Regions from separate parts of the Homo sapiens genome. Here regions 1 and 2 are each linked to region 3. A link is a loop called in an ENCODE intact Hi-C map of the cell type or tissue named here. Cell type or tissue: GM12878. All regions are shown on one strand.

Evidence for each region. A loop is a pair of places that touch in the nucleus more often than their neighbours do. Peaks named below come from ENCODE experiments on the same cell type or tissue, not always from the same donor. Only the 100,000 strongest peaks of a DNase experiment are listed, where the experiment ranks them.
Region 1: a loop joins it to region 3, with 4 times the contacts of the local background. A loop is called at or near these places in 1 of 110 quality-filtered maps.
Region 2: a loop joins it to region 3, with 4 times the contacts of the local background. A loop is called at or near these places in 1 of 110 quality-filtered maps.

What each region holds. Positions count from the first base shown.
Region 1 is chr16:9,912,449-9,916,448 of GRCh38, forward strand. The region is part of intron 3 of GRIN2A (glutamate ionotropic receptor NMDA type subunit 2A); the gene reads right to left. Among named protein-coding and RNA genes, the nearest start is that of GRIN2A, 270 kb to the right of the region's middle. In GM12878, no CTCF peak of the experiment used is centred here; a DNase peak (open chromatin) is centred at 2,033; H3K27ac peaks cover 880 bases.
Region 2 is chr16:9,839,224-9,843,223 of GRCh38, forward strand. It overlaps GRIN2A (glutamate ionotropic receptor NMDA type subunit 2A), which reads right to left. Exons shown (of 13, transcript NM_001134407.3): 6 at 1,713-1,881; 7 at 1,424-1,577. Among named protein-coding and RNA genes, the nearest start is that of GRIN2A, 340 kb to the right of the region's middle. In GM12878, no CTCF peak of the experiment used is centred here; DNase peaks (open chromatin) are centred at 1,948 and 2,338; H3K4me3 peaks cover 589 bases; H3K27ac peaks cover 2,668 bases.
Region 3 is chr16:9,964,721-9,968,720 of GRCh38, forward strand. The region is part of intron 2 of GRIN2A (glutamate ionotropic receptor NMDA type subunit 2A); the gene reads right to left. Among named protein-coding and RNA genes, the nearest start is that of GRIN2A, 220 kb to the right of the region's middle. In GM12878, no CTCF peak of the experiment used is centred here; a DNase peak (open chromatin) is centred at 2,281.

The sequences.
Region 1 (4,000 bases), 52 kb before region 3:
TGAAGCTGCAAAAGGAATAATGAAAAGATAAAGCACTCTTCTTAAAATTCAGAGTAAGTGGGTGGGGTGGGGGGAGGGTAGTACAAAGAAGTGGTTAAGAACAGAAGCTTTGGACTTAAGAGTCCTTGCTTTGTATCTCAGTATTGCTAGTTATGAGTCTGCCTCTTTAATTGTGCCAACTGGGATTCATGTTTAAAATCTGCATAATGGGGATAATAAAAATACTCATATGGAGTATCTCTGCGTATTAAAAGGGCAATATGCACAAAACACTTTGTAGAGAGCCTGGAACATAGTAACTGAAGAATAAACATTAGTTATCACTGGTATTAATGGGCACAATTAAAGGTGAATGATCTGAGCCAAGGAACAAATGCTATTGAATTTCATATCTAAAAGGCAGTAATAGCTGTGCTGTTCAGCAAAAGTGGATGGGAGGATTCCAAGGCAGATAATTCAGCTGGACCCAAATAGTCTCCACATAGAAGAGTTTTAAGGTTATCTATCTAAACCAACAGAACTGCTCCCTCTGCCCTTGGCCTCGCCATACATTGCAGAAACTCTTCCCAGTCTTCCTGCCAGAAGATTCCAGTGTCCACATGATTTCTCTCCACTTCTTTGGAGGGTCCCTTCCACTGATAGCTTAAAGTGTCAGCAAGAGTTTCCTTTCACTGAACCACAGTTATTTCCTTGAAGCTTCAACCCACTAGCTCTAGTTCTCTACTGTAAGCAAAGGAGACTAATTCTACTACAATTTCCGGATGGCAGTCCTTTAAAACTCTGAAGCCAGTTCTTGGGTCACTCCTTATGAGTCTCCTCTAGGGAAACATTTCTCATAAGACACATAGTAGATATGGGTGCTCTATTTCATTCAAAAATATACATATAGAGTCTTCACTCTTTTTCTCCAGACAGGATCTTGAATTTGCAGAATGAGATTCTATTCCAGGGACCTTTATGTAAAGATTTATAGACATTTGCTACAACGCATTGTGCAACCTTGTATTTTAGGTCAAATAAGTAATTGAAACAAGTTTCTTTATGTTTCCCCTCTATATAGAAATAATTAATAATAATATTAAATTGAGGGTCCAACATCGGCTAGGCACAGTGCTGGGTGTTTAACATAAGTTATCGCATTTTATACTTCAGCAGCTCTGGAACTAAGCAGCTAATGCATTCAATTGAGAGAGTGTTTGCATGTTTCGGAAATTGGGCCTTGTATCCTGGAAAAGAGCTATATTCTACGCTTCATTTACACTTCACTCATCAAAACACTCTTTGGTAAGAGCTATTTGATGTTCTAGGTCCAACTTTTTTTTTAGCTTTTGCCTTTGAGAGGTCATGTTTTGCATTCTTTGACTCAATCCTCAAGGCTCTGAGCCTGCTTAAAATGTAGAAGGCAGATAACGTTTGGGCTTGAAGTTTGAAATAACATTTTTTTTTCCATTTCTCCTTTGGGAGGGATATTGTATTTCACCCACAGGGGTTCTTTTTACTTGTTGCTGATTTTCAAAAGAAAAAAAGAAAAGAACAAAATTACAAAATCCATTACGTGAAGGCATTAGAACTGAGTGTGAAAAACAATTTAGAATAGAGGCTCCCAAGAATGTTTGATTTGGAGAGAACTAGAAAATCATTCTTGGTTAAAAAAAAAAAAAAGATGCAGTTCCAGTATTAGAATAAAATCAGACACTAATTTCTTCCAGCTAAAGTACAGCCAAGAGTCAAAATGCCAAGTCATCATTTAAAAAAACGGCAAATCTTAGTATTTCTTTCCTGGACAAAAACACCTAGGAAGACAATAAAACTTTACAGAACTGCCAGTTTTCAACATGCTGGCAGCAAAACCCAGCAGATGCACCAACAAGAAAGGCAGACCTAAACCAGCCTAGCAGGGGCATCATTTGGCAAAGGGACAGCCTGCCACCATACTGGTTTCTATTTCAGATAACAAAATTGTCCAATAGTGTCTAATAGAGTTAACTCAACCAGCTGTGTGGCTGACAGGCCTGCACCTGCTTTCAGTATCAGTTCTGGCTTCTGAACAGCACAGGCTATTCCAGTTCTTCTCACCGTGTTAAACCACAGAAAATTTCCCAATGCACAAGTTCTGAAACTATCTTCAACGCATACGCATTTGTTTTGCTGTGGCTCAGAAGTTAGGCTTATTGAAGATGGAAAGATGGTCCCAGAGAGAACAAAGTGGGAACGTAAGGGGCTCCCAGACCCAAAGCTGAGGAAGACGACAGTGAATTGAAACTTGCCATTAAGGCTATAACAGCTTAATCACCTGGATATGATAGCAGCAGTTAGACAAGCCACAAAGAGACTCAACTGAAAGCTGAAGCATTGTGCTACAAGACAGCTAAGGGGCAGAAGAGCCAACAGCAACATTCCCCACATGTGGGAAGGGGCATATGTTTCCATTTATTTACAGCCTATTGATTATGCAGCTTTTTTTTTTTTTTTTTTTTTTTTTTTTTTTTTTTTTTTTTTTTTTAATGAGACGGAATCTCACTCTTTCATCCAGGCTGGAGTGCAGTGGCGCGATCTCGTCTCACTGCAAGCTCCGCCTCCCGGGTTCACGCCATTCTCCTGCCTCAGCCTCCCTAGTAGCTGGGACTACAGGCAACTGCCACTGCACCCGGCTAATTTTTTGTATTTTTAGTAGAGATGGGGTTTCACCATGTTAGCTAGGATGGTCTTGATCTCCTGACCTCATGATCCGCCCGCCTCAGCCTCCGAAAGTGCTGGGATTACAGGCGTGAGCCACCACTCCCGGCCAACTATACAGAATTCTTAATAAGGCAAGCTGAAGCTGACGGCAATTTACAAGTCAGGGAAATAAGAATCAACTGGTCAAGGAACACATCAAAACTGGGAGGACTTGAATCAAGTCCACCACCCTTAATAATAGCCACCTTCCTTAAGAACAGCACAGACCTACACAACTATCCAAATGTTCTAATAAAGGTAGAAAATACATACAAACAAGTATTTTTCTGTGAAAGCAGCTTTATGGTAAGATTATTTATCAAGGCCATTGCCCCAATTACTTGTTTCTACTTATTTGAACAGAGACAGTGTAATGGAATCCTGCTCCTAAAACTTGTATGTTTTTTTAACCAATGGTAAGAGATGGGACTCACAACTCACAGTTGCTCTGTCCAATGAATTGATGTAATTGATGTCATTGTTATTAATATTAGAAGTACACCATCAATGGAGGTAGTTTAGGTGGTGGTGACAAGCACTGACTCTGGAGTTAAATTATTTGGGTTTGTGAACTGTCTCTGCAACTTGCTACTTATATAAACTAGTTGTTATTTCACCTCTTTGAGCCTCCGTTTTTTCATCTGTTAAATGGAGATACTAATGGCACCTACATGACAGGTTTGTTGTGAGAATTAGATTGATTAATAAATAGAATTTAGCACAGTATGCCAGACACACTCTAGGCACTTGATAAATGCTAATTACTGTAGATGTGATAATACCTTTGGTTGTTGTTAATTAATCAACATCTGTACTTCCTTCCTGGGATTATTGAGAGTGCTGCAACAATTTCTCATCTGCCAATTATTTGCCAACTTTGTCTTCTGGAGTTGGAGGCATAAGAGTTAGGTCAATCTCTTTGTGTAATCTTGGTTATATGATGTCACCTCTGTGAACATTATCTGTAAAATTGGAATAATCCCATGCAACTCAAAGAATTGTTATGAGGATTCAAGATTTTGTATATGAGTCTAAAACACTATATAACATTATTGTAATAATTATTAATTATGTCTAATTAGGAGGGTAATAAAGCAAAATGATCCCATGACCCCACAGATCCTCCCAACAGTCAAAAGCTTCATGACATGAGTCCTTGGAAAAAAAGAAGAGAAAGTTGCATTAAACATCACCCAACTTCTCAAGAGAACCAGAAATTGTGAGTAGGAGCTTTTCATACACCCTGAATCTGCCGGCACGTATAAATCGAGGTCTTCTCATT
Region 2 (4,000 bases), 130 kb before region 3:
ATGATAACCAAACAGTTAATACAACACTTTCCTTTAAAGACAAAAATAATGCTTTACTATGTTCCATGAAATTTCAACTCTAGCCAGGCTACCCAATACAGTCCAAGTGCTAGAGAAAAGCAGATGATAGAAAACATAGCTCTTCCTTGATTTAAAAAAAAAAAACACCTTTTATGTAAAAACATAAATTTACAAAACGGTTAAAAAAATCACAAGAATTTCCTTCTTTACAAACTATTTGGCTTAATGGGTAGTCACATTTAAAATATGATTCGATTAATTTTAAATCAGCATATACTTTTCAGACTATTCCTATTAGCAGAATATTGGCATAAATCATCGTGCAGTCATCATTATTTTCACTCTTACATCTAGCAAATAAATGACTGCTGTTCTTTGTGGGATGGAGGATGGATATGTAGATGCTGAATAAAGGTCTATGAGCTGGTTTAAATTAACTGTGGACAGCTTTATTTTTAAATGTTTTCAATATTCTAAGCAATATATCTATTAATTTACATTCTACAGAGTCAAGACCAGTATCTGAATATGTGATCATATTTTTTTCAGCAGCTTTTTCCAAGTTTAAGACAAATGAAAGATGTGAACTGGGGATGGAGGGGAGTGAATTAGGATGTATTAGTCTACTCTCACGCTGCTATAAAGAACTGCCCGAGGATCACTTGAGGTCAGGAGTTTGATATCAGTCTGGCCAACATGGCGAAACCCCATCTCTACACAAAAATTAGCCAGGCATGGTGGTGGGCACCTATAATCCCAGCTACTGGGGAGGCTGAGGTGGGAGAATTGCTTGAACCCAGGAGGCAGAGGCCGCAGTAAGCCAAGATCATAACACTGCACTCAAGCCTGGGCAGCAGAGCTAGACTCCATCTCAAAAAAATAAACTGTCTGAGATTGGGTAAATTTATAAAGGAAAGAGATTTAATTGACTCACAGTTCCACATGGCTGGGGAGTCCCCAGGAAACTTACAATCATGGCAGAAGAGGAAGCAGACACGTCTTACATGGCGGCATGTGAGAGAAGTGAAGCGAAGGGGGAAGAGCCCCTTATTAAACCCCTTATAATAATAATAATATAATGAGAGCCCCTTATTAAACCGTCAGATCTCATGAGAACTCACTCATTATCACAAGAACAGAAGGGGAGAAACCATCCCCATGATCCCGTCACCTCCCATCAGGTCTCTCCCTCAACAGCTGGGGATTACAATTCAAGATGAAATTTGGGTGGGGACCCAAAGCCTAACCCTTTCATAGGATAATTCAAATGCAGCATCCTCTGAAATATGCTGCCATGGCCAAACAGAGCTAAACAAGTTCCTTTCTGGTCCCATCCTCTGAGCAAACAAGATTTCCTACAATTCCTTATAGGAAAGCAATAGTCACTATGAAATTCACACACCTAGAAAAGCAGAAGGTGAGACGGTGCCATTACTTCTTGAAACCATGACACTGATTCCCGTTTCCACAAAGGGCACAGAGAAGTCCACCACTTCAGAACGTTCCTCATTGATGGTGAGCGAGCCAACTGCCATGACTGCCCGTTGATAGACCACCTGGATGCAAGGCAAAAAAAAAAAAAAAAAAAAGAGAGAGAGAGAACAACAGTACTTTACTTTTCCTGCTAACATTCCTGAGGACTGCAGGCCCTTTGTCTGAGTAAGAGCCTAGGGGATGAAAAGATAACTTACTTCACCGATCATTCCATTCCACACATTGTTAACTTTCTTGCCATGCTTCCCATTGGTCACCAGATAGAGGTCGTAAGTAAACTTCACAGTTCTGGAAAGCTTCTTCAGAATATCAATGCAGAACCCCTTGCAGCATTTCTTCACATTCATCCCCTCATTGGTTGAATTGCTGTAAAGAAAAACCCCAAGACCACAGAATGTTAGCACTGGAAGGTTTGTTCACAATCATTAGCTGTACTCTTCTCCTATTTTTCAGATGAGTAAACTGAAGTTTAAAAGGGGAAGTGGCTTTCCCAAGGACACACTGTGAGTACATGACAGCAAAAGCAGAAAGTGTCCTTAATTATAGCAGTTATCATGACAAGAACTAACACTTATTGAGTAATTACTATTTGCTAAGCACTATCCTAAAGGCTTCATACTAATTGTTGAATTAATCTTCATGACATTTTCTGAATTAGTTGATATTTGTACACCCATTAAACAGGTAAAAATTACCAACTCTTAAATTTTTAAGAGTTTATAACATACACAACTTTAGACTAGAGTTTAGTCATCAGATCTAAACTGAGTCATAAAAACTTACTAGAGAATGGAAGAGAGGAGGATGTGAAATTCTCAGAGAAAGCAAGGTTTTGCTTCATTCTATAATTACAGAGGCTTGAAACCAAAGGGGAGAAGTGAAGGTACCCAGACAACACCTCAGCCAAGAATCAGGAGACCTGGGTTCTATTCCATGCCTGATTTTGTGCACTGAACTTCTCTTGATAGAGCCAAATGTTACATGAGGGCTCATTAATAACATCTTCCCTACCTACCTATGTGACATGTAGTATAAAAGGAGACACTTCTAAAAGCAAGGTCCTTGATCAGGTAAAGACCCCATTAAAATTTAAACTATCTTAAAGGCTATTGTATACTCTACCAAGGCTACACTTACTGTTTTGTACCAGCCACCTTGCTGTATTCACCTGAACAAGACATATTCAAAGGACACCCAGGCAAACCAGAAAAATACCTTTAAAAAGAAAGGAGGCCGGGTATGGTGGCTCACACCTATAATCCCAGCACTTTCGGAGGCTGTGGCGGGTGAACACCTGAGGTCAGGAGTTCAAGACCAGCTTGGCCAGCATGGCGAAACCCTGTCTCTACTAAAAATACAAAAATTAGCCAGGCATGGTGGCAGGCACCTGTAGTTCCAGATACTCAGGAGGCTGAGGCATAAGAATCACTTGAACCCAGGAGGCGGGGGCTGCAGTGAGCCAATATCATGCCGTTGTACTCAAGCCTGGGTGACAAGAGTGAAACTCTGTCTCCAAAAAAAAAAGAAAAAAGAAAAGAAAGAAAGGAAACACTGGTCTATCCAACGGATAGCAAAAAGTACTTAGACAATTCACATAAGATCAAAGCCTTTCTTCTGGGCAATATGCTTGATTAATGGACATCCCATTAGCTCAACCCTGTCTTTGAGTTATGCATTTCATGAATATGTTCTCTGTTTGAATATCCCATTTTTGGCAAATCCACACATTGGAGTGTTACCTAAGCACTAAAGTGATGTCTATGGAAATCCAACATCATCACAGGAAAATTCTTATGCTTCCATGTCATATGAAAAAAGTAGGTTACACAGTAGTACAAACAGAATAATCACAGCTATATAAAAACAGATGAGCTTATGAAATAACTGTATGGAAAAACAATGAAATATGAAGCATAGGACAGGTGCAGTGGCTCATTCCTGTAATCTCAGCACTTTGGGAAGCCAAGTTGGGTGGATCCCCTGAGGTTGGGAGTTTGAGACCAGCCTGGCCAACATGGAGAAACCCCATTTTTACTAAAAATACAAAAATGAGCTGGGCATGGTGGCATGCACCTGTAATCCCAGCTACACAGGAGGCATAAGAATAGCTTCAATCTGGGAGGTAGAGGTTGCAGTGAGCCAAGATCGCACCACTGCACTCCAGCCTAGGTGACAGAATGTGACTCTGTCGAGAGAAAGAGAGAAAGAAAGAAAGAGAGAGAGAGAGAGAGAGGAAGAAAGAAAGAAAGAAAGAAAGAGAGAAACAGAAAGAGAAAAAGGGGGGAGAGGGAGAGATAGAAAGAAAGAAAGAGAGAGAGAGAAAGAGAGGGAGGGAGAGAGAAGAGAGAAAGAAAGAGAAAGAAATAAAGGAGGAAACGAGGAAAGGAAGAAAGGAAAGAAAGAAAGAAGCAAGCTATTTTGGAACGGTGAAAAACATGTTTTCTTTTTTACATTTTTAGGGTTTTTCCCCAAATTATCTAGTAAG
Region 3 (4,000 bases):
CTGGAAAAGCTCTTCACTTTTGAGGATTCACAGGATTAAGTTGGTCCCACCTTGCTAATCCAGGATCATCCGAATCTCAAGGTACTAAACCCTGAATCTCACAACTGCAAAGTCCCCTTTACACTATAAGCAACATATTCACAGCATGGACATCTTAGGGAAGCCATTATTCTTCCTATCACACGTGAAATTATTTAGCACAACGTCTGGCTTATAGTGTGTGCTTAATAATTGTCAGGAACTATATTACTATTATTAAATGTGATTCAAGAGTATGAGAAGGAAATGCCAAATCCTCTGGACCAATAAGCATGCAAATATAAACCAAGTTAGGTGTAAATCCTGGGAATACTCAGGTCTCAGGGAACTACTCCAAATGATGTACAAACCTAGAGTTTCCATTTAGGCAAAAGGTTCTAATAAAGTAAGACTTCTTCACTAAATACTATCAGTTGCATACTCACACGCTGGCAGAACAAAGACTGCAGGGTGTTTCAGCATCTCCATACCAACAGCTAGAACAGATTCCTCTCCTAACCCTCTGTGCCGTATCAACCAGCTGGTCTAGTCTGACTCACAAATGGCTACAGCCTGGTGGTAAACGGAACTTTGTTAACCATTTGCAAAAAATTCCAGGCAACTGGGGAGATGGAACAAAAATGCCCCCCAAAGCTGCCTCAATATCATTAAAAGTTGGGCAGTGAGGAAGCCAGGAAATAGAACACAAAGCATGTTGGGCTGAGCTATAGAATAAGAGACTTTTGGGATAGTGAACAAACTCTACCTCCCCTATTTTAAGCAGAAATCACAACCGATTTTGATTCCACTTAATAATTTCCTCGACACTTGAAGAGATGGCAGGCTCCATGAGAGCAAGGATCCTGCCAGGAAGCCAACAGTCCATCTCTGATGTCCAGTCCATGTCTAGCACACAGCTGAGACCCAATAAAATAAAATGTGTGGAATTAAGGAATAAATGAATGGAGAGGAAATCACCCAGGATCACAATCAAGGGTGATATTTACATTCTAAAGCAGGGGTTGACAATCCATGGCTTGTGGACCAAATCCTCCCCACAGCCTCTTTTATATAGCCCCAAAACACAGCCAAGCCCTTTCCTGTATTGTCTGTGGCTGCCTTTGTGCTATAGCAGCAGAATGTGTGGCCTCTTGGTTTGCCAAGCCTAAAATATTGACTATCTGGGCTTTTAAATAAAACACTTGCCAATTGCTGCTTTACAATACTTTCTGGTAGCTTATCAAAATAATCTTGGGATCTTTTAAATATGCAGCACCTTAAGCCCAGAATCTGAATTTTAACTAGTTTCCCAAGGTTCGAGAATCCTTGCACTTATAGAGAATTGATCTGATTTGACAAGCACGAGGGCAGGGTTCTCAACTTTTCTTTTACTTTTAAGTTCAAGGATACACATGCAGATTTGTTACACAGGTAAACTTGTGCCATGGGGGTTTGTTGTACAGGTTATTTCATCACCCAGGTATTAAGCCTAGTGCCTATTAGTTACTTTCCCGACTCTCTTCCTCCTCCCACCCTCCACCCTCTGCAAGGCCCCATTGTGTGTTTTTCCACTCTATGTGTCCATGTGTTCTCATCATTTAGCTCCCACTTTTAAGTAATAATATATGATATTTGGTTATCTGTTCCTGTGTTAGTTTCCTAAGGATAATGGCCTCCAGCTCCATCCATGTCCCTGCACAGGACATGATCTCATCCTTTTCTTATGGCTGCATAGTATTCTGTGGAGTATGTGTACCACATTTTCTTGATCCACTCTATCACTGATGGGCAAATATTTAGGTTGATTCCATATGTTTGCTATTGTGAACAGTCCTGCAAGAACATACACATGCCCGTGTCCTTATAATAGAACGATCTATATTCCTTTCGGTATATACCTGGAAACGGGATTGCTGGGTTGAATATTTCTGTCTTTAGGTCTTCGAGAAATTGCCACATTGTCTTCCACAACAGCTGCACTAATCTACACTCCCACCAACAGTGTATAAGCCTCGATCAGAATCACCCAAAAGGCTTGTTAAAACACAGACTGACAATCCCTGCCCCTCACTTTCTGATTCAGTAGGATGCATATGGGCCTGAGAATGTGCATATTTTGGCCCTATCTCAAGTGATAGTGATGATGCTGGTCCAGAAACCACACTTTGAGAACCACAGCACAAAGGTTACCCAGTGCCCTTCCTTGTTTAATAGTGACTCATTTTCCACACTTCAGCCTTCAGCAGTAGTGAAACATGAGTCACTGTTAAGTTCTCACGATGAAATTCTCACTATTAGTTCAGCACTATTAAGTGACTCATGTTCGACACTTCAGTGGTAGATTCTGTGTTCAGCAGGTCCCACATTTTGAAATTTGGGGTGAATTCTTCCTGCGACTCTGTGGTAATAAAGAATATGAATTATGCTTACAATTGCAAAGATATGGAACAAACCTAAGTGCCCATCAGCCAATGAGTGGATCAAGAAAATGTGGTAGATATACACCACGGAATACTATTCAGTCATAAAAAGGAACAAAATGATGTCTTGCAGCAACTTAGATGAAGCTGGAAGCCATTATTCGAAGCGAAGTAACTCGGGAATGGAAAACCAAATATCGTTATGTTCTCACTTATAAGTGGGAGCTAAGCTATGACGATGCAAAGGTATAAGAATGATACAATGGGCCGGGCACAGTGACTCACGCCTGTAATCCCCGCACTTTGGGAGGCCAAGGCGGGTGGATCACTTGAGGTCAGGAGTTTGAGACCAGCCTGGCTAACGTGGCGAAACCCGTGTCTACTAAAAATACAAAAATTAGCCGGGCGTGCTGGCGTGCGCCTGTAGTCTCAGCTACTTGGGGAGGCTGAGGCAGTAGAATCGCTTGAACCTGGAAGGTGGAGGTTTCAGTGAGCCAAGATCGCACCATTGCACTGCATCCTGGGCGACAGAGCGAGACTCCATCTCAAAAAAAAAATTACATAATGGACTTTGGGGACTTAGGGGTAGGGAAAGTTTGGGAGGGGGTGAGGGATAAAAGACTACAATAGTTAGTAGTCTTAGGTGATGGGTGCACCAAAATCTCAGAAATGACCACTAAACAACTTATCCCTGTAACCAAAAGCACCTGTACCCCAAAAACTATTGAAATAGAAATTAAAAAAATTTTAAAACAGTATGAATTATTAATGCATTAGGAGGCAAAGACAGTGAAATGTCAGAAAGAAAGACACTTATGACTGCGGTTGGAATTCATACAGTGTTTCATTATTTCCAAAGGTAGTCCCCATCTATTATCTCACGTAAACCTCCAGACAACCCAGTGGGTAGGCGTTATTATTGCAACGTGATTCTTACTCCCATTTTGCAGGAAAAAAGGAGGAGGCTGAAAGAGGTTGAAAATAGATACAAGTTAATCTCCCCGACACTCCCCCTATCCATTCAATGACAATCTCTCTAGGCTTTGTATTGCTTCCTTCCTTCTTCTCTCCCCTGCATCTATCATTTCTTTGCCTCTATTGACTTGTATGTATGTATGTATGTATGTATGTATGTATGTATGTATGTATACATGTACGTATGTATGTATTTAGAGATGGAGTTTCGCTCTTATTACCCAGGCTGGAGTGCAATGGTACGATCTTGGCTCACTGCAACTTCCGCCTCCCGGGTTCAAGCAATTCTCCTGCCTCAGCCTCCCAAGTAGCTGGAATTACAGGCATGCGCCACCACACCTGGCTAATTTTGTATTTTTAGTAGATTTGGGGTTTCACCATGTTGGCCAGGATGGTCTCGAACTCCTGACCTCAGGTGATCCACCCACCTCGGCCTCCCAAAGTGCTGGAATTACAGGCATGAGCCACCATACCTGGTCGTATTTATTTTTTTGACAGAGTTTTGCTCTTGTTACCCAGGCGGGAGTGCGGTGGCGTGATCTCGGCTCACTGCAACCCCTGACTCCCGGGTTCAAGAGAGTCTCCTG